Linked DNA regions of Homo sapiens: region 1 is linked to region 2. A link is an interaction called in ENCODE POLR2A ChIA-PET data of the cell type or tissue named here. Cell type or tissue: CD4-positive, alpha-beta T cell. All regions are shown on one strand. Links, peaks and the distances in the headings refer to the core of each region. The heading gives the core; the rest is flanking DNA.

Region 1 (12,768 bases), core at 312-8,311, 87 kb after region 2:
TTTTCACTTTTTGGCTTTTGTAAGTGATATAGTTTGGATCTGGGTCCCCATTCAAATCTCATGTCAAGTTGCAGTCCCTAGTGTTGGAGGTGGGCCTGGTGGGAGGTGATGGGATGGTAGGGTTGGCTTCTCATGAATGGTTAACACCATCCCCTTTGGTACTGTCTTTGGCATAGTGAGTTTGTTCTCCTGAGATCTCATTTTTTAAAAGCATGTGGCACCTCTCCTTTCACTGTCTCTTGCTCCTGCTCCCACTATGTGAGGTGACTCACTCTTTGTTTGCTTTCTACCATAATTGGAAGCTTTTTGAGGCCTCTCTAGAAACAGAAGCTGCTATGCTTCCTGTACAGCCTGCAGAACCACGAGCCAATTAAACCTTTTTCTAAAAAAAAAAATTACCTAGTCTCAGGTATTTATAGCAATGCAAGAATAAACTAATACAGTGAATATTGCTGCAGTAAACATGGATGTGCAAATATTTCTGTCAGATATACTTTGCATATTTTGAATAGGATGCTCAGAAGTAGAATTAGTGGGTCATAGAATAACTTCATTTTTTTTTTGGAGGAACCCCTATACATTTTTTAGGGGCTGCATCACTTTCTTCCCACCAGCAGTGCACAAGGGTTTCAATTCATCTACATTGTTGACATTTGTTATTTTTTGTTTGCTTGATATTGGCCATTCCAATTAATACACGATAATACCTCATTGTGGTTTTGCTTTACATTTTTCTAAAGATTAAAAATTTTTTCAATAATTGTTTGCTGTGTGTATTTATTCTTTGGAGAAACATTTTCACCTCCTGTTCATTTGTTAATCATATTACTTACTCTTTGTTGACTTTTTGGAGTTTATTCTGGGTGTTAACTTCTGTCAAATGTATACTTTTTACTTTTTTTTTTCTTACTCGGGACTGACTAAATGTTTATTTTAATGTTCAGAGATAAATTTAATGTAGTCCATTTTTCTGTGTTTTTAAATTTGTTACTCATGTAGTTGATGCTATATGCAAGAAAACATTGCCAAGACCAATGTCATAATCTTTCTTCCTGTATTTTCTTCCAAAAATTGTAGAGTTATGCTTCTTACATTTAAATATTTAATTTATTCAAGATAGTTTTTGTATATGGTTCAGGATTTTAAATTTTTATGAGTACACAGTAGCTTTTTGTATCTATGGGTTACATGAGATATTTTGATGTAGGCATGAAATGCATAAAAATCATATCAGGGTAAATGGGTATTCATTACCTCAAGTGTTTATTCTTTGTTTTACAGACAACCTAACTACATTCTTTTAGTTATTTAAAAATGTACAATTAAATTGCTTTTGACTATAGTCACTCTGTGTACTAGCAACTGCTACATCTTACTCTTTCTAATTATTTTTCTACCCATTAATCTTCCCCACTTCCCCCAGTCCCCTGCTACACTTTCCAGCCTCTGGTAACAATCCTTCTGCTCTCTGTCTCTATGAATTAGTTTAATTTTAGCTCCAGCAAATGTGTGAGAACATGCAACGTTTGCCTTCATGTGCTTGGCTTATTTTTCTTAACATAATGACCTCTAGTTCCATCCATGTTGTTGAAGATGATGGGATCTTGTTCTTTTTTATGATTGAAAAGTACTCTGTTATGTATGTGCACCACATTTACTTTGTCCATTCATGTAAGGGACACTTAGGTTGCTTCTAAATTTTGGCTAATGTGAACACTGCTGCAGTGAAAATGGAGCTTCAAATATCTCTCTGATGTCCTGATTTCCTTTCTTTTATGTACATACCTAGCAATGGGATTGCTGGATAATATTGTAGCTTTATTTTTCATTTTTTGAGGAACCTCTAAACTGGTCTCCATGGTCATTGTAGTAATTTACATTCCCACCAAGAGAGTACTAGAGTTCAACTTTCACTTTTCTCCACATCCTCACCAGCATTTATTAATCACCTGACTTTTGGATAAAAGCCATTGTAACTGGGGTGAGATAATATCTCATTGTCATTTTGATTTGCATTTCTCTGATGATAAATAATGTTGAGCACCCTGTCATATGGCTTTTTGTTATTTGTAGGCTCTCTTTTGAGAAATTTCTATTCAAATTTTTTGCTTATTTATCATCAGATTTTATCCTATAGAGCTGTTTGTGTGCCTTATGTATTCTTGTTATTAATTCCTTATAGGCAGTTTCCAGATATTTTCTCCCATTTTATGTGTTGTCTCTTCACTTTGTTGATTGTTTCACTTCCTGTTTAGAAGCTCGTTAACTGATGTGATTCCATTTGTTCATTTTTGCGTTGGCTGCCTGTGCTTGTGGGGTATTACTCAAGACATCTTTGTTCAGTTTAATTTCCTGGAGAGTTTCACCAATGTTTTTTGTAGTAGTTTCATAGTTTGATGTCTTAGATTTGTCTCTAATCCGTTTTGATTTAATTTTTTTTAGATGGCAAGAGATAGAGGTCTAGTTTTATTCCTCTGAATATGGATATTCAGTTTTTGTAACACAATTTGTTGAAGAGACTCCCCCATTATATTGAGGCAGGAAAATAGAGTCTGGAGGCAGAAAACATAAGACCACTTCACACTTCACCTTTCCATAGGGCATGGGCCATAAATAACTTTGTAACTTTATTTCATCCTCTCCATTTACATAGGGCATACTAGGGGGTATTTAAACTCCCAAAAATTCTGTAATGGGGCCTTTGAGCCCCTACGCTTGGGCTTTTTCCCACACTGTGGAGTGTATTTTCATTTTCAATAAATCACTTCATGCCTTCCTTGCTTTGTGCGTTTTGTCCAATTCTTTGTTAAAGACGTCAAGGACCTGGACACCTACAACTGGTAACGTATATTTTGGCCAGCCAGGAGGAAGAAGTAAGCCCAAAGTTTGGGATTCATTTTTCTCTCTTTCCTTTCTGCTCCATACAAGAGCTTTCTCTTTTCATTTCCAACTTGGAACACTTGGTGGGCAGCACCTAAACGTGGAGGCAACTGCAGGTTTCTGGCTGTGGCCTGTGAAACTAATGGGTTTCCGTGCAGAGAAGGCTGACTGCCACCTCCTGGTTTGCTTAAGGAACCTGGGTCTTTTTCATTTTTTTTTCCTTTATTTCTCAGTCTTTAAGTCGCTGTTTATAATTGCCCTGCCCAGAAGGGGGAATGACTTTTTTTTTTATCTTTTCTGCACGTGGTCCCCGATCCCTATGTGTGGCGCAGTTCAGAGCAAACTCGCACATGTTTTAAGGGACTTAAACCTTCTTATGCTAAATTCTTCCCTTACCGTACTCAACTGGCTACGGAACAAAAAGGCCCACCCGGCATCCAGTTCTCATTGCAGTTCATGGCTATTTTTATAAAGCTTATAGTGTGCTCTGGAGGTGCCCACCTAAGGTCAGAGACATCTGACACTGAGATCGGATCCACAGGAGGATACTCTGTGGGTCCTGCGGACCTCAACCTTCCCAAAGGGGACGTTCTTGGCAGAGGTTCTGAGGTCTGGTACTAAACCCTCCTTGGAATTTTCTCTCATAGTTGCAATGCTGTTTGGCCCCAACATTGTTTGGAATTTGGAGTTTACTGTTGAATGGAAAAGTGGAATGGCATTGTATCTATGCAGGCTTTTGTGCTGTGGTTCCAAGCAGGGGACCTGGTTAATGTGTGATGCCCTCCTTTGGTATGGTTTGGCCCCAGTGCTCTTTGGATTCTGGGGAGGTTTGGCCTTTAAAAATCAAACTGCCATGGAGACTGCTTTACCCAAAATTTTGGTTCACAGCCTTCATTGGATTATCTACTGGGGCAAAGTAAAACCAGTAAGTTTCTATTGCTATCTCATGGCTAAGGTTCCAAGCTATTGAGTCTTCATTTATGTGTGTGTATACATGTCTAGATGTCTTTATTTGCATGTACACTTACTGTTATATGTTATGTCTACCAAATTGGCTTATAAGTAAAAGAGCACTCATAAGTAAGTCTAAGCAATTTTCAAGTTCATGTGACTTAAAGTATAACTTTACTAAACAAGCTAGCTTTAAAATTATTGGTGGAATAAAAATATAAATGCCTTCATAATTATCAGCATACATTTTGTCTGAATTTTATGTTTGTCTTTGCTAAATATTTTTAAATGTCAGTGTTAATTCAAGCTGGGAGCTACTTAGGGTGAGCCTGCCTTCTTCCATTCTATCCGAAGTCTCTTCTAAAGTTGCGGAATTGTCCATATCCATTAGTTCAGGATTTTTTGTTTTTTAGGGTTTCACTAAAGTTTCAGGTTTCTATTTAACATGTAATTCTGTATACCAAATGTACCAGAAAGGGTTATGTTATTCATGAAAAAAAAAGAGAATAGTTTTGTCTAATTCAATAGTTATCTAAAAGTTGGTTCAAATTACAGATTTAAAAAGGTTATTCATAAAACAATGTAGTAAGGAATCATTAGGCAAAAAATGTGGGAAAAGTTTAAATCATAAAATATTTTTTAAACCCTGATAAAGAATTGGAGACGTTTGGCTAATTAAACATTTTCATAAAGCTGTTAGTTTTGATTAAAGTAAAATAAAAAGTATTGTAAAAATGCATCAGCAGTTTGGCAATTATTTTTTTAAATATAGTTAAGCATGAAGCTGGATATAATGTAAAGCCAAATTTCACATACATGCTTGTTTCCTAATGCCTGGCTTTTTGGATGGATCAGAGGGCCACTGAAAACATTCAGAAAGGAGGTAAACAGGATTATTTGACATGTTTGGGTACATGTGATTGCTAAAATGATGTTCAATCTGCTTTAGGTTATATTTTTGTGAATAATACTAATATATGTTCCAAAACTGTATGAGATTTCTAAAATAGTATATGCTGTCAATTATAATTATGGTTATTATGTTATTATAAACTGCAGAAATAATCAAATTTCCTTGTATAAAGCTACTGACCTACTAACACAAGTAAAACAAAAATTAAATACCAAAACAATACAATACAATTAAAGCTTCAGGTATATTTGGTCACCTGGTGGGCCATTTAAACATTTTATAAAGGGATTTCATTCAGTTGTTATTTTCAATGCATGTTTTCTGTTGTATAAAAGCTTTACTATGCAAGGAGGCTGAGATTATTATGCTACAGTATATTTCCAGCAGGTAAAAAAGCTTTTTATGGTTTAAATCTTCTGAGAACATAGGAGAAAAACTGTCCTTGCCACCCACACTACAACAAAATGTCAGGACTTTGGGCTTTAGGTTAACGGGTTTTGATAAGGGTCCCTCCACATTTTTGGAACTGTGCAGCCATTGGAACCCTTGAGGTGAAGCTAACCAGGGAGATTTCTCCCAAGAAGATGGCATCCTTGATGTAAACAGCTTTTCCCAAGTTCACAAATTAAAACTTCTATCATAAAACTCTTACCTTTGAATTTTTTTTCTTATGCTTCTACAAACATTAAAAGTAGAAAAGGGATCTGTTAAGTGCATTTATGGAGTATACTTCTATTTGTGAAGGAGTTTGCAGCCAGCCTTATATATGGATAAGCTTATACTTAGATAAATAAAAGATGAAAGCCCAGTCAGTGTAAGTAAGAAACTTTAATGGTACATACATTGCCTCATAATCAGTCCAAAAACAAAACATTGGTTCACTCCTGTTAACCCACACCGTGGGCTAAAGAGACCATTGCCAGGAGGCCTTCACTCTTCTAGAGGGGCATCATTTGTTAGGTCCTTTCCCATGGTTTAAAGTAAAAGAAGCAATGATTTAAAAAGGTATCCCTCATGATAGGCTCTATAGCAAATTCTACTGTAAAGGCTACAGTTACACAATAGACTTTAAATTCTTTTGTGAAAGTTATAATAGAATTGACTAAACAAAGAGGTACCTGTGCAGCTGCTGGCACTTGTGGCTTATGGAGAAATACATCAAATGAAGATTATAGAAATTCAGTGGTAGGGGATTAACAAAGAAATTGCTTAGTTAAGTAAGTAAACTCTTTATCTGGCTCATTCTTTGATCTATTTAATTTTACGAGGTTTGGTTTATGGAAACCTTGAGTAAGGAGCATACTGTGAACTCTTGGTATTTTCCTCCCAATAGTCATAATAATAGTCTCCCTTGTGTGCTGTATTCTCTCAAAGGTTTTAAATGCTTGCATGCAGCCATCTCTAGGATGTCATATGGTCTCTCTTCAACTAGAATAACAGAAGCTAAAAGAAACGTGCAACCATGAGAACACCGTAACCTATAAATAATGTGCTGAGACCAGAAATCCAAAATGATGGTAACTGAGAGTGGCTCTAAGGCCCTAAATTTTGGACACACACTAATCTAAGTGAGAACCTAACCAAAAAGGGGGAATTTCGTTTTGTTTTGTTTGAGACGGAGTCTCTGTCACCCAGACTGGAGTGCAGTGGTGTAATCTTGGCTCACTGCAACCTCTGCCTCCCAGGTTCAAGCAATTCTTTGCCTCAGCCTCCCAAGTAGCTGGGATTAGTGCCTACCACCACGCCTGGCTAATTTTTCTATTTTTAGTAGAGACGGGGTTTCACCATTTTGTCCAGGCTGATCTTGAACTCCTGACCTTGTGATCCACCTGCCTTAGCCTCCCAAAGTGCTAGGATTACAGGCGTGAGCCAGTGTGCACGGCCAAGGGGGAAGTTTTTAAACAAAATTCTGGGATGCCATTGTTTTGGACTAAGCTCATACACTAGGCACCAACAGACCAAAACAAAATGGAGTTGCTTGTGCCAAGACTTTAAGGAAACACATAAATTCTAGAACAAATCAGGTTTTTTTTCTCCTGCAAATCTCTGTAACAAACATTCTTAACAGCATAGGTATCCACCCCCATTATATCTTTTAACCAAACACGTTTGCTCTTGCCTAGAGACCATCAAGCTTCACTGATCATGCAGTGAAATCTCCAGCCAGTTCCAGGTGAAAACACACCCCTGGCCATCAAGAAACTACCCTGCCTCCACTAGACAGAACAGGGCGAGAGTACTGTGATCCCCAATAGACAGGGACTATGCCCCAAGCCAGCATAAAGCAGTTACAGAAAGAAAAAGACCGTTGACCCCCCCGTCTCCTATAAGGATTTATGGGGATCACATCTCTCGGGGGACATGAGGCAGGAAAACGGTCTGGAGGCAGGGACCATAAGCCCAATTCACACTTCAGCTATAACAGGAAATATCCTCTCCATAGGGCATCCACCGTTAATAACTAAATTTACTTCACCCTCTCCATTTACGTTGGGCATACCCAAAGTAACCAATGGAATACTCTAGGTGGTATTTAAGCTCCCAAAAATTCTGTAAGGGGGCCTTCGAGCCCCTATGCTCGGGCCCGCACTGTGGAGTGTACTTTCATTTTTAGTAAATCCTTTTATTCCTTCCTTGCTTTGTGTATTTTGTCCAATTCTTTGTTCAAGATGCCAAGAACCCGGATACTTTCTAGCGGTAACAATATATTCCTGACAGCTTTGTCAAAAAGAAGTTTGCTGTAATATGGATTTATCTCTGCATTCGCTCTACTGTTTTACTGATCAGTTTTATGCCATTTTAATTACGGTAGCTCTGTTGTATCATTTAAATTCAAATACTATGATTCCTCCAGTTTCTTTTCTGGTACAATGGCTTTGGCTATTTTGAGTCTTTTATGGGTCTGTCTACATTATAAGATTGTTTTTCCTATTTCTGTGAAGAATGTCATTGATGCTTTGATAGGAATTGCATTAAATCTGTAGATCATTTTGGGTAGTATGAAAATTTTAATAATACTGATCCTTCCTATTCATGAACATAAAATATCTTTCCTTTTTTTTCTCTTGTTTAATTTCTTGCATCGATGTTTTATAGTATTCATCATAGAGATCTTTCACTTCTTTGGTTAAGTTCATTCCTGGTATTTAATTTTAATTTGTGGCTACCGTAAATGGAATTACTCTCTTGGTTTGATTTTCACATTGTTCACTGTTGGCATGTAGAAACACTAATTTTTTAATCCTGTATCTTGACTAAATGTATGAGTTCTAATGGTGTTTTAGTGAAGTAGGTTTTTTCAAATATAAGACCCCATCATATGCAAAGTTTTTTTTGTGACAGATTTTTTTTTTCTATATGTCTCTTTTGTTTGATATAGCCACTCGTACACTTTTTTAGTTATTGGCATGGAATATTCTTTTTCATCTTCGAACCACTAATTCCCAGTGTGGGAATAATGATACTAACCCTTTCATGAGAGTAGAGCTCTCATAACCTAATAGCTTCTTAAGGGGCTCACTTCATTTTCTCACAGTGGCAGTTAAATATTAACATAAATTTTGGAGGGACACTCAAACAATAGCAATATGTTTTCACTGGATAAGTAAATGTTTTTCTATTTAGAGGAATTATTGATGAGAACTTATTACTGCCATTTTGTTCATTGTTTTCTGACCAGTTAGTAGTTTCTGTGTTTTAATTCTTTCATGCTTTCTTCCCTTGCGTTTTCTTGAATTTTTGTTTTGTTTTTCTTATATGCTTTGATTCTTTTTCTTTTGTATCTACTGCCATTTTTATTTTAATTTCCAAGAGACTTACATAAAACATCTCATAGTTATAAAAGTCTAGCTTGAGATAACAATGTAACTTCTTTTTTTGTACAGATAGGGTCTTCCTTTGTTACTCAGGCTGAAGTGCAGTACATTCACAGCTTAGTGCAGCCTCGACCTCCCCAGGCTCAAGCAATCTTCCCACCTTACCCTCCTGAGTAGCTGGGACTACAAGCACAAGTCTGTCTACTTTTTTTTGTACTTTATATAGAGGCAGGGTTTTGCCATGTTGCTCAGGCTGGTCTTGAACTCCTGGGTTCAAGCACTCCACCTGCCTTGGCCTCTCCAAGTGCTAGGATTACATGCATGAGACATCACACCCAGTGCTTCTTTTTTTAAAAAAACCAAACAGCTTTGTGAGATCTTTATTTTATTTTATTCATGTATTTATTTTAGAGACAGAGTCCCGCTATATTGACCAGGCTGGTTTTGAACTCCAGGCCTCAAGCAAAAGTTACCTTCTATGTATAGAAAAATTAAACAATTTTACTTCCTTTAACACACTATTTATGTCACCCTTTACTTTTTTTTAATATTGTGTACCTGTTAACAAATATACTGAAGCTATATGTGTTTTAATGCTTTTTTTGTAACTTATATCAGAGTTAAAAGTGATTTATGCACCATAATTAGTGATATAGCCTTCTATATATATATATATATATATATGTTTTCCAGTAAGATTTATACTTTTATATGTTTTCTTGCTGTAAGTTAGGATTCCATCCTTATAACTTGAAAAATTCTCATTAACATTTTTTTGTAAGACAGGTCTAGTGATTATAAATTCCCTCAACTTATTTTTTAATCTGAGAATATCTTGATTGATACTTCATTTGTAAAGGACAGTTTTGTCAGGTATAGTCTCCTTATTTGTCAACGTTTTTTCTTTTTCTCTGTTCATTTGCACTTTAAATATACGGTCTCACTTCTGTGTGGCTTGCATGGTTTCTGCTGAGCAATTTACTGATAACCTTATAGATGTTCCCTTATATGAGAAGAATCTCTTTTTCTTGCTTCTTTTAAGAATCTCCCATTGTCTTTGAATTTTTGGCAGTTTAATTATAATTGTGTCCTGGGCAAGTTTTTTATCAAGTTCTTCTTGCTACTGATATTTTGAGCCTCATAAAACTGAATGTCTGTATTTCTTCCAAGATTGGGAAAATTTTAACACATTATATCTTTAAACAATAAAAAAAAGTTTTCTCTCTTTTGAACCTCCTAAAATATGTACCTTTTTATGGTTTATCATATAGCATGGGTTCCAAATTCTTTATTCACACTTTCATTTTTAAAAAATTTCTAATTAGAAACTTTCAAATGACTTACGTTTGCTGGGGTGTTTTTTTTTTATATAGCTGAGTCTCCTGTTAAAGCTTTCTCTTAAATTTTTCAGTTCTACTATTTTTACTTTGACTCCAGCATATCTATTTGGTTCTTTTTTAATGGTTTCTTTTTCTGTATTGTGATTTTGTTCATGCATTGTTGCAAAAAAATTTAGTAATCTGTGTACTTTTGCATCTTACTGAGTTTTTATTTTTATTTTTTATTTTTCTTGAGACAGAGTCTCACTCTGTTGCTCAGGCTAGAGTGCAGTGGGGTGATCTTGACTCACTGCAACCTTCACACTCCAGATTCAAGCGATTCTTTTGCCTCAGCCTCCCAATTAGCTGTGACTACAGGTGTGCACCACCACACCTGGCTAATTCTTGTATTTTTAGTAGAAAGAGGCTTTCACCATGTTGGTCAGACTGGTGAGATGCTTGAAGATTATCTTGAATTCTCTGTTAGTCATTTTTTAGATCTGTGTTTTATTGTAAGTGGTTACTGGAGCATTTTTAGTTTCCTTTGGTGGTGTTATATTTGCCTGATCCTTCATGATCCATTAAGGATGTCCTTGCGTCTGAAGAAGCAAATGCCTCTTTCAGTTACTATAAACTAGTTTGGGGAGGTAAATATCTTCTTCTGTTGGATCTCTGGACTGATGCGATTTCTGCTGATATTGCAGTTAAGTGCATTGGAGCCAGGTCATGTAACTACTACCGGGCCTGCCATGAAGTTCATGCTTGGCAGACCTGTAATCAGGGCATCAGACAGTTGTGGTTTCGTCTGTTTTCTGAGAACACCAAACTTTCTTCAAGATGTTGATCAATATGACTAGTGCTCAGAAAAAAAAAATCCCAGCACTTTGGGAGGCCAAGGCAGGTGAATTGCCTCAGCTCAGGAGTTCGAGACCAGCCTGGGCAACATGGTGAAACCCCGTCTCTACTAAAATACAAAAAATTAGCCAGTCGTGGCAGTGTGCGCCTGTAGCCCCAGCTACTTGGGAGGCTGAGGCAGGAGAATTGCTTGAACCCGGGAGGTGGAGGTTGCACGGAGCTGAGATCACACCACTGCACTCCATCCAGCCTGGGCGACAGAGCGAGATTCCATCTCCAGGAAAAAAAACCCTCCAATTATATCTGGGGGTGCTGATACAGTAATGTTATCTGGTGTGACTCCTGTGAGGCTTTTGCTGGTTTTTGGAAATGCTCTAATCCAGTCATTGGACAGGTTCCTGGAAGAGCAGGGTTGGTCCTTGATCACAGCTGAAAAGGTGTGGAACTGATTCATAGGGCTGCTTCAGGATACACAGCTAAGACTTCAGCTCTGTTTCTGGGTTCACGGCATTTATGCCTTCAGATTTCTGGGCGGGCAGGACTGCTCCCAGACTCTAGCGGACAGGGAATGGCGCTGGTTACAGGGCTACTTCAAGATTCATAGTGGGAATAAAGTCAGCCAGCATGCCTATAGGTGTGCTTTTTGGCAGGTTTCAGGCTAGGAAAAACTGCCCCTGGACTTTGGTTGCATGGACTCGGAGCCAGGTTATAGTGCCACATCAAAATCCACCATCAGGGCCAGGTGCAGTGACTCACATCTGTAATCCCTGCACTTCGGGAGGCCAAGGTGGGCGGACCACCTGAGGTCAGGAGTTCGAGACCAGCCTGGCCAAATTGGCCAAATCCCATCTCTACTAAAAATACAAAAATTTGCTGGGCATGGTGGCGGGCATCTGTAATCCCGCTTACTCAGGAGACTGAGGCAGCAGAATTGCTTGAACCTGGGAGCTGGAGGTTGCAGTGAGCAAATATCACGCCATTGCACTCTGCAGCCAAGGTGACAGAGTGAGACTCTGTCTCAAAAAAAAAAAAAAAAAAAAAAATCCACCATTGAATAAATATTGGCAGGCCTACATCCAGGGGCACAGATGGATGTTTCTGTGGGTCTCTGTGTGTGCAGGATTTCTTCCACACTATGACTGATCAGGGAAAGGGGTGGGTTTTGGGCTAATTTATAGATCACAGGCAGGACCAACATGTCAAGGCCTTTCACCTGAGACACAGGACATTATGAATTCTCCTAAGTGTCTTGGCAGATGGTGATAGTGGCAGGAACAAAACCAAATGATCTATAGCTATGTTTACAGTGAGAATTATTCATATTTCATTCGGTAGCTGGGACTATGATGGGCAAGCATGCCACTCAAGCAAGTGCATGCCCTCTTAATACAGCCCTCCTCAGTCTTGGATTCACAATCTTTTACATGGATTTCTAAGTTTTCATAAAGGTTCTTTTGTCAGGGCATAACTGCTGTATTTTCATAACTAGAAGTTGTGGGTAGAGAACCTCCTATTCTGCCATCTTGCTATGTCACTCCCCTTGTATGTTTCACTTTCTGATATGTTCTATGCCAAATTATCTGATTTCAAATTCAAAATTTCTGAAATAAAATGCCCAAGTTTACACATTGTGTAATAAGTACATGTATTGACATGGCTCATTTTCATTAGAGCATTTTATTAATTATTGAGATGCATTTTCTTTTACTGCTTTACATTTCATGCCAAAGATTCAAAATCCCGGCTCTTCAATAAGAACATAGTCACAGTTAAAAACTGTAGTTATTTAAAGGATTGTTTTTATGGTACATCTGTATATATTTAATATTTTGTGGGTTAGAATTTTTATTGTATTCAACTCCATTTTACTGGGCAATCTTTTTTCATGTAGATACTCCTTGATTATTTAATTTTTTTCACTTCTAATCTTCATATTTGGTAATTTTCAAATCTATACCTTTAATGATCAAGTGGTGTTTAATTCAAATAAAAATAATTGGGTTTCACTTGAGGCAATTTAAAATACATTTATAAA
Region 2 (16,158 bases), core at 4,033-12,032:
GCTGGAATATTTTACTTTTGTATACATCTAAAAAGTAATTATTAATTTTGAAGATTGAGTCTTCTAAGTTAAAATAGACAGTTGTAACTCATAGACAGAACGTTCACAACTCACAGATACCTAAATAGTGCAGTTTTTGCTTTTAGTTCTGAAATGAAGATTGTCATGAAGCAGCTTATCACTCTCTGTGCCTTCACCATTCTCCTGGGTTATGATTTGGTGAAAAGGCTGCGGGAAAAAATGTGGAACATGTTCAACAGATAGGGAGAAGTGAGAAAGCCGATGGTACCTACAGAAATGAAATCCTTGGCTGGGAGTGGTGGCTCACGCCTGTAATCCCAACACTTTGGGAGGCCGAGGCAGGTGGATCACCTGAGGTCAGGAGTTTGAGACTAGTGTGGCCAACATGGTGAAACCCCTTCTCTACTAAAAATACCAAAAATTAGCCGGGTGTAGTGGCGGACACCTGTAATCCCAGCTACTCAGGAGGCTGAGACAGGAGAATCACTTGAACCTGGGAGGGAGAGGTTGCAGTGAGCTGAGATTGCGCCATTACACTCTGGCCTGGGCAACAAGAGTGAAACTCTGTCTCAAAAAAAAAAAAAAAAAAAAGAAATCCTCTCCAATCAACAAATTAGGTGACTGAATTCTTTCACAATTCTTGCATTTCCATTCAGGACTTGGTGGCTATTCTTTTCAAAGTAGAGGCATGTTGTGCCTTATAGTACCACATACAACTTAACAAAAATATGTAGTTATAAAACTTGCCTTCCTGGAGGGTATTTGTAGCTAAAAGTAAACTAGATTTCAACTTAGATTGCCAGTAAAACACATTATAAACTATAAAGTATTACAAAAATAGGTATATAATATTAAGGTTACATGTGTATCTAAATCTTCCCTAAATCTGAATTTGTTTTATTTGACAAAGTCTATAAACAACCCCAGGACAATAAAAATTGTATCCTCAGAAAGTTTGTCCCAATCCCCTTTCATCCTATCCCCAGCTGCATCTGCCTACAAGTCCCCAGCCTGCCCAGGCTCTGTAGCTTCTATACACCTGTTCCATTTCCAACTGTTCCTGTGTTGTATATTTTATAACAAACTGTTATACACAAGTACAGTGTTTGGCTGAGTTCTGTGAGTATTTTAATCAAATTCTCAAACTTGAGAAAGGGGTTATGGGAGTCCTCACTTCTTAGTAGCTCAGAAGTACGTATGGGTACCTGTGGTTTCTGACTGGCATCTGCAGTAAGAGCAGTGTTGTGGGACTAAGCTCTGGACTCTAGGGCCTGTGCTGACTTTGGTGGTGTGAGATTTAAAATGTTAAACAACTAGTTGGTGTTGGAGAATTGCTTTGTATTCCTCAAACTCTACAGATGTAGTGTTAGAAGAAAGACATCGGCCAGGCATGGTGGCTCATGCCTGTAATCCCAACACTTTGGGAGGCTGAGGTGGGCAGACCATGAGGTCAGGAGTTTGAGACCAGCCTGACCAACACGGTGAAACCCCATCTCTACTAAAAATACAAAAATTAGCTGGGCATGTTGGCAGGCGCCTGTAGTCCCAGCTACTCAGGAGGCTGAGGCAGGAGAATCACTTGAACCCAGGAGGCAGAGGTTGCAGTGAGCTGAGATAGTGCCACTGCACTCCAGCCTAAGTGACAGAGTGAGACTCCATCTCAAAAAAGAAGAAGAAGAAGAAGGAGAAGAACAAAGAAGAAGAAGAAGAAGAAGAAGAACAAGAACAAGAAGAACAAGAACAAGAAGAACAAGAACAAGAAGAAGAAGAAGAAAGAAAAGAAGAAGAAGAAAGAAGAAGGAAGAGGAAGAGGAAGAAGAACAAGAGGAAGAAGAAGAAGAAGAAGACGACGACGACGACGACAGGGGCCTGAGCTAGAGAAAGACTGGGTGTCTGGAGAAGAAAGGCTCTCTTCTCCTGTATATAGGCTGTCACACTGCACATTCTCCTGTGATTTCAGTTCTTTTCCCCAGGTAAGAGGGGACTAAAAACTTCAGAACAGACCCCCTTAGCCTACAGCTACCATCACATACTTTTCACTCACTTATAAACATACTCCTAGGAGGTATTAATGTGGCCATGCCCCTCCCAGGAGTAAGTACCACCCTTAGGAATCCCATCACAGTGCCTTCTCTTCTAGTTTCTTGCCAAAAACCTACACAAGTGCCTATAGGTCTCCTAGTATAATTCTACCCTCAGACACTGAATCTGCAACAGCAACCTGTTCTCTCCACCACCTGTTAATAATCTCAACTGCCTGCACGGACACAGGAATAATTCTGAGTATAGCCCCTTCTAGACCATTATCTTTAACACAAACCAGTCTGTCCACCTACCTTTTACTGTCCTCCACTCATGGATTTTTGGTGGCTCCTTTCTGTTTTCTACATTTTTCCCCACAGTTTCTCTTTTACGTGTACACAGTGTGTCCAGGACCACCCATTAGATACCTAAATCCAGTGTGTACTGAAATTCAGATGTCTGGAAGTTCAAGATCATGTCCTTAATCCAGCTGTTGCTTTTCTTTAAAAAGCATTTAGCCTACACGTACATTTTTGTTTGCTTTTTTGAAATACACACATATATTTAAATTATTTTAACAGCTAAATAAAACTTACCTTTTTTTCTTTTTTTTGACTCAGGATTCTCTTTATCTAGGACCTGAGAACCACCACTTTGTTTTTGCTTTTGATTTGGCAAAGTTTTTTTTTTTCCATTTTCAGTCTTTTAAAGTAGACACAGATTTGTTTAGAATGATAAAGCTCACTTTAAGATCACACAAAAGTTGAGCACAAAGGATAGGATTCAATTCAGCAATACAGAGTAATGAAGAGTAAAAGATACTAAGTTTCTCCAACAGAAAACTAATCATCCAAGGCGATTATATCAAAGGTGATAATATCTGGAGCCTAAAGTATTTAACACTGCAAAAGCTAGAACTGTTAGTGTATAAACTGAGCAATGGAATTTTTAGCTGTGCTTTGGTTTCTACTTATTACTTCAGAAAAATTAGCATAGTTTTGTTTAGTCTTTAGTAGACAACATGCATCCATGTAAATTAAACAGTATTTTCTACAATTGTGTGAATATAAGGCCACAATATTTATTTTGAATAAACTTCTTAAATAGTAATTTTAATATTAATGTTATTAATTTGTTTGAAATATAAAGTATTATAACTTTAAGTTTATATAACTTTATTATAAGTATTAATTTGTTTGAATTAAGTTTATATAACTTTAATATAAGTATAATTTGTTTGAAATATAAAGTATTATAACTTTAAGTTTATATAACTTTATTATAAGTATTAATTTGTTTGAATTAAGTTTATATAACTTTAATATAAGCATTAATTTGTTTGAAATATAAAGTATTATAAAATATTGTAATTAAGCTTACAGATAATTTTTAAAATATATACATTATGACTAATATACCAAAATTATTTATATGTACACATTTATATTTAATACCCAAAGAAAATTTACTACCACATTGCTACAGTAGATATTAACCTGACATGTTTATTAATTGATCCTATAGGTATAATTATAGGTCAGCATAATTTTACAGTCTATTCTTTTATTTTACTAAATTAGGAATGCCACTATTCCCGGACAAATAAATGCAGGTGATGTGGCCACCCAAGAATCATAGTAGCTCTTCAGTTAGCTATCTTGCAATCTCTGATATAATTCTACTATGTGAATAGAGTGAATTCCAATTCTTCATCAAAAAGTGCTGGTGGAGGTTGTCAGGTGTGTTCCAGTATAGATTCCCAATCCAACGGCCGGCAGATGGGAGAGCAGCAGAGATGGAAATTCTGCTCAGAATAAGCCCTCTTTCTCATAATACTTGTATTTCTCATGCTGAGAGTAGCTGTGCACTTTTGGTGTTTAGAGAAGAACTTCTTTGGAAGAATATTTTCTGGTCAATTTGACCAATGTTACATGTAATCTGAATTTGTCTTTAAGATTCTTTCAACCTCTTTTCTTCTCTCAATACGGTTTTACTCAGACTGAGAGCTGTCTTTCTCTTCAATGCTTTGGGAATTCAGTGCTTTGTGTCTAAGCCCTATTAATATCACATGGTGTCTGTGAGTGAGGGGGGCTGTCACCGTGAGAACTCCTGGAGCTGCTCTATCTAGATCCATGCTATGTATCCAGCAATATTCTTTTTGTGTCAGTATTATAAATAGAAACTGAGGCTGAAACATTGCTCCCGTTTCCCTTATTGCAAAAGTGCAATTCTACCCAAGAGCCCTGCAGGCTCTCCTCCTGCAGCTCAGGGACCCCGCTCTGTAATGTAAAATGTGGGGACCCCACTCTCTAATGTAAAATGTGAGCTGCCAGCTGTGGGCTGTGCCTCAGTGGTAGATGGCAGGGTTTGGGAGAGGACACAGGCCACCAGGAGAGGGCAAGCAGAATTGCTGCAGCCCAGGGCTTAGTGAGTAGGGATCCATTGCTTTGAAATATAAATAGCCGGCCGGGCGCGGTGGCTCATGCCTGTAATCCCAGCACTTTGGGAGGCCAAGGCGGGCAGATCACAAGGTCAGGAGATCGAGACCATCCTGGCTAACACAGTGAAATCCCGTCTCTACTAAAAATACAAAAAAATTAGCCAGGTGTGGTGGCGGGCACCTGTAGTCCCAGCTACTGGGGAGGCTGAGTCAGGAGAATGGCGTGAACCCGGGAGGCAGAGCTTGCAGTAAGCCAAGATCGCACCACTGCACTCCAGCCTGGGCGACAGAGCAAGACTCTGTCTCAAAAAAAGAAAAAAAAAGAAATATAAATAGCCAAGATGATAGTACCCTATCTCACTCTTTCTGTACGAGATGGAGGGTGACTTAGAGCCACTTAGAGCCACTTACAGCTGAAGGTAAGGTAGGCTTACCTGCAACAGGCACCTGGCTCTAAGTTGCAAAACTGCCTCCTATCATGATGTTGGAAGTTTATTTTTTCTTTGCATATAACCAACCAGCATACACAGAAGGCCTCCCCAATTACCAGGTGAGTTTAAGATGAACTATGTATAACAAATGGTTTGTACAGAAGGGAGGCAGGAGAATGGGGTATGGAGGCAGAGAACTTAAGGCCAATTTGTGCTGACTTCCTAAAAGAAAAAACACCAAGGTCTGGAGGCAGGAAACCTAAGGCCAATTAAGGCAAACTTCCAACAGCTAAACCAAAAGAAAAAGTCCCATCTCCCCACACCTGAATAGCAAAGGATCAAAGGCTACTGTCCCTACAACCCTCCCCTTTCTACCACTTCTCAGGTAGAAAGGGAAAGTGCCTTGGAGTGGCTGCAGGCCAAGCACCTGCATTCCTTCATCCGCATAGCGTGCCAATTCTCCTAAGCCTTTAATTAGCCACAGACCAAATCCTTAATCCATATCAGTGGTAGCTGATAGGGACCTCAAAAGGAGTACTAAAAACCCAGAAAACTTCGTAACTGGGTCCTTGAGCCACTTGCTCAAGCCCATACCCACCCTATTTCTTACCTTAATAAATTTCCGCTTTTGATGCTTCCTCCCTCTGTTTTGTTCCTTTGTTACTTTGTGCATTTTGTTCAATTCTTTGTTGCCAAGGACCTGGACAACTCACACTCACGGCCTTCGTTCTGGGAACAGAAGTGCAGTTAGATGTGGATGCATGTGATTGGTGCTTAAACTCACAGTGCCCCACACCAAAGGAGAAAAACACATAGTTACAGCCTGTGTGTCCAAATTAGGTCCAGATTAGGTCCAAGGACAAATAGCAAAACAAGAAGATTGCCTTTAATCTTTTCCCTCCACTTCTAAACTCTGGAGGACAAGGCTGTGAAGAGATCTGAAGACATGGTGTTCTCTGCTTGTGTGGCCCCAACATTCTTTGTTTGCTGTCTGATATTTGAAAGGAAGAGGAACCTTTGATAGAGGAGGCAGTCGGACGCTGGTTAGGCAGATAGAGAGAGGGCCTGGGGAGAGGAAAAACACGTGTGGGACCGCACCTGCACCACCTCTGTAGCTAGCAGGAAGAAATGTGGTTAAGAACTTCCTCTTATGCCAGGATGTTGCTCCAAAGGGACTGTCCCAACTTAGCACAGGCGCAATAAATCAACCCAAATGTCCTTAACTTGACCCAGCTCATTATAAGGTCATTAACATGACATTAGCATTGTGGTTTTGGCTCTCCTCGTGTAAGTTTCGCTTAGGCACTCATGGGTAATAACCAAAATGGAGTCACTGTGGCCAATCCCAGGCATGCGCAGATGCAACACCCTTAGTGAGGAACTTTACCCCTCCCATTTGGGCAGAACCCACAGAAGACATACTTGTTCTTGCCACATAAAAGACCCAGACCTCAGCCTCATTTCTGGCAACCTGCTTTCAGGTCCCCTCTTGCTTCTGAGAGCTTTCCTTTTGCTTAATAAATCCTACTCTGCCTTGCTCACTCTCTGGTATCCGTGTGCTTCATTCTTTTTGGTCGTGGCACAAGAGTCCCGACCTGGCTGAACCGAGGAGACCACCACACCTCCACCAAACAGCAACTGGGAAACCGTGGTCTTCACGTGGATACTCTCAGCTTGCAGCCCCTGCTCTCTCTAGGGGCACTGTCCCACCCACCCTTGAGCCTGAGGAGAAAAGTTGGTAGAGAGGCTGGTCCCTTACTTCCAGCAGAAAAGAGGTGTTCAGGCCCTCACTTCCCTAAGGGAAGAGAGCCCTCATGGCTGCGCTCAATGTGGCAGCCACCTGCCATATGTAGCTACTGGGTACCTGGAATGTGACTGGTTTGAAGTAAAATGTGCTGCAAACATAAAATACACAGTGAGTTTAGAAGAATTAGATCAGAAATACATAAAATACACAGTGAGTTTAGAAGAATTAGATCAGAAATATACTTTATTTCTAATTATATATCAATCACATATTAAAACAATATTTTGATACAATGAGTTAAAAATTATTACAAACAACTTCACTCTTTAAATATTATTTTTGACGTGGCTAATAAAAACGCAAAATTCACAAATTAATATTTTATTTTTTAAAGGATTGCTTCCCTCTTAAAATCTCAGGTGTCCTACTCAAAAGACTAGCGGCCAGAAGGGTTATGAAATCTAAAATATTAAAATAATTGTCATTATATCACTTCCGTTTGTGAAAAAGTGTGTGTGCATGCATGTGTGCATGCGTGTGTGTGCGCGCGTGTGTGTGCGCGCGTGTGTGCACGTCTGTGTGTAAGTGTATTTTACAAGTGGACATAACCTTACACACAACAAGGTTAAAAAAAACACCCCTGGGCTGCGTCAGGCCAAGCCGGGAGAGAAAGCCCCGCCTGAAAGGGCCTGGAGGCCCCAGCCTGTCACTCTTGCCACATCAGTGGAGTGTATGGTTGCAAATTCTGTTACTCAAGGCCCGAGGGCGGGGATTGGAGTAATATCCAATCAGAGTGTCGGAATGAGAACTGCCCAATCAGGCCCGCAGCCAGAGAGGAGGGGTTGGCTTCCGGGATCTGGCGCGGCGTTTTCCTCTGGCTCCTGCGAGGGCTTGGTTTAGGGCTTCAGCTCTCTGCGTTCTCGGCTCCGGGAGGCCTCGGTGATTCAGCCACAGCCTCTGCCTCCCGTTGCTCTGTGACCTGAGGGTATTGGACAATTTGTAGCTAAGACTCCCGGATACCCTGAAGTCGGGAAATGGTGAGTGTGCGGGGCAGGGCGTCCGGAGGCTGGGGAGGCCTCATCGGAACCGGCGGGAAATGGCGGCGGCGGGACCGAGTCTGCGAACGGAGTCCCCGCTGCCGCCTCTCAGCCCTCAGTCCCCTCCGGTGACGGACCGGGCTCCTGTCGGTCCCCGCACGGCGGCTCTGGCCCAGCCTGCGGCCCTCCTTGTGCAGTTCTGCGCCCGCAGCCCCGCACCTTCCCTGGGCCGCGGGGTGAGGAGGAGCTCATCTGGAAGACGCCGGCGCCCGCGTGCGAGGTGCCCGCCTGGGAGGAGCTGTGGTCCGGGGGTCCGGTCCCTACTTTACCCTGTTCGGAATGAGATCGAGGCCCCATCGAAACAAAGTTCATGTGAGCAAACGGGGTCTCATTAATGGGACAGCGTCGGCCGCGGCTCCTGGTTTGGGGACTGCCAGCGGGTCTTGAAGGAAAGGCTTTTGTGAGGTGTGTGAGCAAGCGAAGCAAATCACCCGCCCGCTCCAACTATTCCACCAGTCCCTTTGCCCTGTGCACCTCCTCCGCGTGGCTGTTCCTGAGTAACATCTTTTAGAATACGCTGGTGTCGGTGCGCACGGCGCTTCTCAGTTCTGTGAGTAGTTCTGCCACATTGCTGAACTTGAGGGTGTGGGCGCCCCTGGTTTGTAGACAGGCGTTCAGAAATGAAGACGGGTGTCCAGAGGCAGGGACTGGCGTCTGCAGCGGGAGCAGTTGTGGGAAGAGCGCTGAGCTTGTGGGGTCTGCGCTGACTCTGGGTGGTGTCGTTAGTGAGTTGCTGGACACCGCGTTGGGGTTGGAGCATTGACTGGTGTTGAGGAAACTCCGCACGTTTTCTGTCAGAAGAAAGACATGGCTGAGCCTGGGCTGGAGAAAGATGCCTGGTGTCTGCGGGAGGCGCGGCCGGGTTCTGCATATGTGCTGTCCCGCTGGGCACTGTCCTTTTCCTCCAGGTCTCCTTCCGGGGAGAGAGGGGACCCAGAACAAAGAGGAAAGGAGTTCTGAGAAACATCCCTTCCCTGCACCCTGCTGCCAGCCCCCACCCAATGCTAGTCCACTCCTGAGCACGCCCACCGGGCATTCGCATTGCCCCACTCTTCCCAGTACAGGATTCCACCTCAGGAATTGTGCCCATGGCAGCTTTGCGCCTAGCGTTTTCTGCCAAAAACACACGCAGTGCCCAGAAGTCTCCTGGCTCATCTCAACCGCAGACCGGATCTACAGCAGGAACCTGCTTCCTTCACCCACCCAGGCTTCCGGACCACCTGATCCTAATCCCTTCTGTCTTTGTAGACATGGAATCAGAGCGTAGCCCTGCCTCGGCCTGTACCTGTGGCACAAACCAGTGCTTTAGTCAGTCCTGCCCTGCTCCCACTCATGGCTTTTTTTTTTTGAGATGGCGTCTTGCTCTGTTGCCCAGGCTGGAGTGCAGTGGCGTGATCTCGGCTTACTGCAAGCTCCGCCTCCCAGGTTCACGCCATTCTCCTAACTCAGTCTCCCGAGTAGCTGGGATTACAGGCGCCCGCCACCATGCCTGGCTAATTTTTTTTTTTTTGTATTTTTAGTAGAGACGGGGTTTCACCGTGTTAGCCAGGATGGTCTGGATCTCCTGACCTTGAGCCCTCCCGCCTCGGCCTGCCAAAGTGCTGGGATTACAGGCGTGAGCCACCGCGCCCGGCCTCCCACCCATGGCTGTTGATAGCTCCTTTCTCTTCTGCTTTTTCCTTCCCCACAAATTCTCTTTTCTGTGTACACGGTGTGCCCAAGTCCATCCCTCAGGTGCCTATGAGAATTCAGACGTTAGTGAGTTCGAAACCAGGCCTTTTGGCCTGGCTGTTGTAGGAGCAAACACAAATTAGAAGAGGCTTAATGCTTTCTCTTTAGAACGAGGGAAGAATTTTTGCTCTTCTCCTTTTTCTTAAAGCATTTAGTTTGAGAACTTTTATATTTAAATATTTTCTCTGCTTCTTTGAAATATATGTAAATCATTTTTATCAGTTAAATAGGTCATTTGTCTTTTTTGGCTCAAAATTGTCTTCATCTGGGACCTGGGAACTATTGCTTTGAAATGTAAATAGCAAGAATATACACCCTATTTCACAGTTTCTGTAGGGGACTAGGAGGCTGCCTTCAGCAGGTACCTAGCTCCACATTGCAAATCTACATCCTGTCACGAAGATGTGGATGTTTATTTTTTCTTTAATGATTAGAAAAAATTAGAAAACCCAGATGACCTCTCAAATTACATGATGAAATTATAATAAATTGTGTATGACAAATGGTGCTTTCAAGGCTTCTACTTGAGAACTAATTATGGTGACTTTCTGTGTTTGCATTTTCTTAGATTGCTTGTGATGCACATCATATTTTGGTTTAATTATACAACAAAACATTTTCTTGCAGTTCTGTTACTGTGGAGACTTTTTTAGGATTGCAGATGATTTTGCTTTTAGTTATATTTTCCACACACTGTCCAGAATTACCAGATGTTATACACAAAATGTCGAGCAGACTTCACTTGAGAAAACATTCTTTCTCAGGATTCCAGTCACAACCTGCAATTGTGCGGCAAAGTGCAGCAAAGTATTTCCTAAATCTGCAAACAGAATGGTCTCTCTCTTGGCATCTACAGTCCTTTCTAGAGCAGTTAAATTTCTACAAAAATAACTTTTCAGGACAGCAGTCAGTTATTTCACCGCCTTCAGTGCTCCTGGCATCTTCCGTTCTGACACTGATTTCAGAGATATGGGGCCCATAAACCTAACCAGATTCACACATACGCATCGATTAAACCTGAGAAATTCTGCTCCCTCCCACCTCCCCTTGCCCACATGCCCACAAACATTTGGCATGGGCCACATTGTGGCCCACAAACATAGCTCACCAGCCCTCCAAGACCTAAATGTGCAGTTCCAAATTCTGAATTTATGTCCTGAGATTTGATAAAAGAACTTTTATTTGAGAAATACAAGTTTTTAGATTTATCAGACCCAGAGATGTGTTAAAATGAGACCACACTCACATACTGTTCTCCTCCTTGAACTATTTGTCTTTTGAAATTGCTTGCTATTGCCACAAGTGGCTGTAAATTAACCTAATAATGCCACACTGGACACTATGACCCATACCCTATAGCTTAACTATGTATATGGCCAATCACTAACCAATGTTACTTCTATAAACCAATAAGAATTTCTGACACCTTTCTATCAATCTCCTCTCTGACTTCCTTTTTGCCTGTAAAAATATGCTTGTAACTGCTTCTAATTGGAGTGTATATTCAGGGCAACTTTATACTCCAGGATTGCAGTCTTCAAGCTTTGGCTCAAATAAACTCTCTACTTATGTTTACCCCAGCTTTTTCCCTTTAGCTCAAAATATTCTTTAGAATATGTTGAAGGAGGCTTCATGAGAAGGTCTTTCCTCTGATTTTACTCTGTTTCCTGTAACTCAAGAATGCAGCACACATTGATCTCACCTAGAATCTGCACATAAAAGCTGGCTTCTGCCCAGGATTCACAAGACAGGGCCAGACTTTGGGTTGAAGAGATACAGAAAAGTCACAGAAGGTGTTTTCTGCATCATGAGAGGTCAGCATAGACATAAGCCCCACTTTCAGAGTGGAGCCCTTTGAGTTTTCCAGATCTTGTCCAGTGACCTGCTACAGCTGAGTAAGAGGCTTCTGGTGTGAACACAATACTGTGGCAGAATCTGTAAGTGTAAACAAGCACCTTAGCAGTGGGAAGTCAAGGCCACTAAATATCCAGAGCCATAATGCCAACTATGCCTCCCTGTGTTACTGGAGTAGAGTACTTTTTTCCTTCGCCTACCTCAGAGTTAGCTGATCAGGGACAGGGGATATCACATCCAGATCCAGGATCTGCAGCTCCATCAGGGCAGTTCCATTTTCTGTTTGCACCCCAGAAAGTCAGCCTGAGTCTCCTGCCTGGATCACTATGGGGGCATCAGCCCAGGGTCACTGGGGACACTCTCAGCAGCATCAGTGAGTATTTGAGACATTTGAGGATGTCCTGTGCAGACTGGGTCAGTGTTTCATATGGACATTAGAAAAAGAGATGAAATAGTCGTGGTCCCTACCATCAAGGAACTTGCATTCTAGAGCACATTAATAAATGATGGAATTCAGCGTCATGTATTCAGTACAAAGATGAAAACTGTACAGGAGACTTAAGCTTCGTTTGGGTTACTTCCCTTTTATTGTTTTGTGAGTTTTGATACCACCACCTGCATGGCTGTTTATGGACAGAAGAGAAGTCATTATTTGTATTGTTTTTGCCTTGCTAAGAATAAATATTTAACTTCAAATATAATTGGTCTGGAAAAACAAAAGGGTTTTGGTTAAATTCCTTGTTATTGTATGTTATAGATGGGGAAGTGGCAAAATAGATAAAAATTACACAAACTCTGGGAATCAAATTTCTTTTGGGCAGGCTTAGAAAAGACAAAACTGAAACTACTTAGTGGCCTAGAGAGCAGAAGCCTAGGGCCCATTTTCTGTCCCAACTTTGCCCAGATCCCCCCTCTACTGAACCTTGTCCAGGTCTGACCCCACACTGAAATACCTCACAGAACTGCTTAGAGAAGATCAGAGTTTGGAGTAGCTATTCCTACTGCCTCTCCAGAGCTGGTGCTCCCAATTTCCTGAAACACAAAAGCTGATAAATGGAGAAAGGCAATGTACTTTGAATTTAATGTACTTAAATTATTTTATGTAAAATTAAAACCAGTATTTCTAGAGACATCCCATCCAGCAACCTGTTCTCCATCTTTGCAGTTTCAGTGGATTTTTCACAAGTCTCAAAGTAACTATAAACACAAAAATAAAAAATTCCCGAATTGTACTTAAAACTTTCTTCTGTGTCTCTCCCATTTATCTACATTGAGCTATTATTCTATATATTTTTTAAAAATCAATGATAGGAAAACAGAAGAAAAAATAGAAATGCTGGGCCCTGCATTTAAATCCTGGGAAGTATCACACACTTTGTACCCACCTCCCAGGATGCTGTGAGAATTAACACACATAATGTGAGCTTCCCAGCACAGTGCTCTGTGACATACTCCTGAGCACATAGTACATGCTCCACAAATATCGCATTAATGCATGTGGATGTGCTGTTTTTCAAATGCAGACTTACTCAGACATTGCCACCATCTCCAGCCTCTGTAACCTTTAAAGGGCTTGCAGATAATGCCACGTTTCAGGATGTTGATTGCTGGTCTTGTCTTCGGATGAAAAGTATTTGTGTTGTGATAAGGGTGTTGGGGTAAGGGACTCTGCGTGCTGTGTCTGCTTTCTCTAGCTGAGTGGTACTATAACGGGTCTAGGAGGAGCATGAGCATTAATGGGAGACTTGGCTATAAAAAGCTGATTAATGGACCCTTTTCAAACCTGCAGAATTTTGTTACTTACAGTGAGGCCTAGAATACCAAATTTATGTGCACATTGAAGCTTGAGAGGCAATGTTTAGCTAAGTGACTCTCAGCCCAGTCTTCCAGTAGGATCACATGGCAGTTTGAAGAGAAACAGTCACCTGTTCCCTCCCCACAGATCCTGTTAAGTTTCTTGTGTGACATTACAGTGAGGCCAGGGTCAAGCATGAGGGCTTCCAGTTACTTTAATGAGACGTGAGTTCACCCTTTGTTCAAGGAGGTCACAGGACCTGCTTTGCTTGGTTTTGGTAGGGACAGATCAGTGTAGCCCATATTTCCATTGCAGCAACAAAAATTGCTGGCATGCCCTCCTTTTTCTTCAGAATTATACAATACTTTAGATAACATTACTGTGTTAAAAGTTATTTTATCAGATAATTCCAGTCAGCCCCATAAGTCACAACTAGTTCTCTGATTTCACTTATAGTCAAATTAAGAACTCTGTCACATGATAAATATGTGTTTTCAGGAACTCGTAACATTCAGGGATGTGGCCATAGAATTCTCCCCTGAAGAGTGGAAATGTCTGGACCCTGCCCAGCAGAATTTGTATAGAGATGTGATGTTGGAGAACTACAGGAACCTGGTCTCCCTGGGTGAGGATAACTTCAATACATAATTCCTAATACTTCCTCAGAGTTTCATTTTCTTTCTTTGCAGAATGTCTCTTGGGTGCTTCTGCTTTGCATTAATTAATTTCAGTGCCTTTCTACAAGAAAAAAATTGGGATTTGCTGGTGTAAAAAGAAAATCTTTAGGATGTTTCATCATTGCATAAACCATCTCTTTTCTTGAGCTAATTTGTGTCCTTCACTCTAGGATAGTAGTAATTCTAGAAATTCAGTGATGTAAAATATTGTTTTCCACATCTAAAATCTAATTTGCACCACTTATTTTTGATTCAGTAGTACTGGGTAGTGGAACTTAGAACCCACAGATTTAAAATATTTCAGTATTCTAAAGATTCTGTCAGGAAACAATTTTTGGATTAATTTTCTGGAGTCTTCCATAATTTCTTTATTCTACTTAGCATAGTAATAGATTGGTCATTGGAGTATCCCCAGCAATAGTCATGTTAATTTTTTTTTAATAAAACAGGTTTTGTGATCTCTAACCCAGACCTGGTCACCTGTCTGGAGCAAATAAAAGAGCCCTGCAATTTGAAGATACATGAGACAGCAGCCAAACCCCCAGGTAGGTGAGACTGAATGAAGGAGAGGACACAGGCTAGGAGGCCAGAGGTCAGGAAGGAAGCCAGGCCTTCAAATGTAGTCTGGGAAACTGCGCCAATAAAAATAATTTCCGAAAAGGCTGCATTTTTTCTCTTATTCACAAATAGGGTCATCTTCTGTCCCATGCTCTTAAATCTTCTAAGAATTTCCTTTTTTTCTTCAGTGATCTCCAAGTTTACAAGGAGAGCCAATGTCCACTTTATCGCTTATAATGGGCTGCATAATCTGACTGCTGTTCCATTGCTTTTAGAGACATAGGAGTATTTGTATTATTGAGGACCTCTATGTTAAAGTATTTTTTCAAATATTATTTTCGCATCATGCCTAAAATACGTAAGGTGAGTAGTGGACATAATGGGATTTGGTTTAGAAATCTTAGGAACACCGAGGACAGATGTTGCATCTTTTCTGCTTAGTGATTTTTTTTTTTAATTATACTTTAAGTTTTAGGGTACATGTGCACAATGTGCAGGTTAGTGACATACGTATACATGTGCCATGCTGGTGTGCATCACCCTGCTTAGTGATTTTTAATCCTGTAGAGGTTGCAAATGTAATTCTACAAAAACTCTTACTCAGCAATTTTATCAGAACAATAAGCGTTTTTCCAAATATGAAAAAATATGTTATTTTACTTCAAAATGTTATTTTGTATAAACTGAAATTTGTAATTTGAACTCTATATATATTCAAATTTTCAAATTACAATATAGTTTACAGCACAGGTTTTCAAACTCTTGGCTTCCCTGGGCCACATTGGAAGAAGATTTGTCTTGGGACACACTTAAAATTATAAAATACACAAACAGTAATGATAGCCGATGAGCTAAGAAACAAGAAATAGGTTTGTGAATAATTTTTTTGATACCCATCACCACAGATAAGCAAAAACGTCCTCACACTCAAAGGATTGGATACCACTGGTTTAAAGTATCTACTCACCTTCTAGATTTCTTTCTTTTTTTCTTTTTTTTTTTTTTGAGACGGAGTCTTGCTCTGTCACCAAGGCTGGAGTGCAGTGGCGTGACCTCGGCTCACTGCAACCTCTGCTGCCCTGCAGCCTCCACCTCCCGGGTTCAAATGGTTCTTCTGCCTCAGCCTCCTGAGTAGCTGGGATTACAGGTGCCCGCCACGGGGTTTCACCATGTCGGCCAGGCAGGTTTTGAACTCCTGACCTCAAGTGATCCGCCCACCTCTGCCTTCCAAAGTGCTAGAATTACAGGCCTGAGCCACCGTGCCTGGCCCGCCTTCTAGATTTCTTAAATGCACTATGTCATTAACCGGCTTAGAACATTCCTAAGTGTATATTAAGCTCTCAATTGTTACCTTATTTCTTGATAAACTATTATCTTATAATTTTGTCTTATTTAGTAGGAAGCCTCCTGGGATTCTGTCATTGAGCTATAATCCATCTATATGTAGAACTGTGTGTCACACACACATACACATACCTATATGAGTCATATATGTGTATAGGAAATTCTCGCTTAACATCATTGATAGGTTCTTGGAAACTGTAAGTAAAGCAACATATTGTTTAAGAAAACTAATTTTACCAGAGTTTAATAAATAAAAACAAGTTATGTTTGAATGGCATGTAACAACATTGTTTCATTTAAAGATGCAGTTTTCAAGAATCTATTTTGAACATTAAATGAGGACTTAACATACATCTGTGTTTGTGTGATACGGATTTTTCTGATAAAATTATATAACTATATTTAATTTGTACAATGTAATGATTTGATATGCATATACAT

Evidence for each region. Peaks named below come from ENCODE experiments on the same cell type or tissue, not always from the same donor. Only the 100,000 strongest peaks of a DNase experiment are listed, where the experiment ranks them.
Region 1: POLR2A ChIA-PET joins it to region 2 with 5 read pairs; 2 of 35 experiments call an interaction of 5 or more read pairs at or near these places.

Annotation. Positions count from the first base shown.
Region 1 is chr4:136,858-149,625 of GRCh38, forward strand. The region is part of intron 3 of ZNF718 (zinc finger protein 718); the gene reads left to right. Among named protein-coding and RNA genes, the nearest start is that of ZNF718, 19 kb to the left of the region's middle. In CD4-positive, alpha-beta T cell, for the core only: no CTCF peak of the experiment used is centred there; no DNase peak of the experiment used is centred there.
Region 2 is chr4:45,794-61,951 of GRCh38, forward strand. It overlaps ZNF595 (zinc finger protein 595), which reads left to right and starts at 7,528. Exons shown (of 4, transcript NM_182524.4): 1 at 7,528-7,698; 2 at 13,637-13,763; 3 at 14,265-14,360. The coding sequence starts at 7,696. It also overlaps the pseudogene LOC105374377. RefSeq lists enhancers at 7,389-8,330, 8,331-9,271. In CD4-positive, alpha-beta T cell, for the core only: no CTCF peak of the experiment used is centred there; no DNase peak of the experiment used is centred there; H3K4me3 peaks cover 226 bases.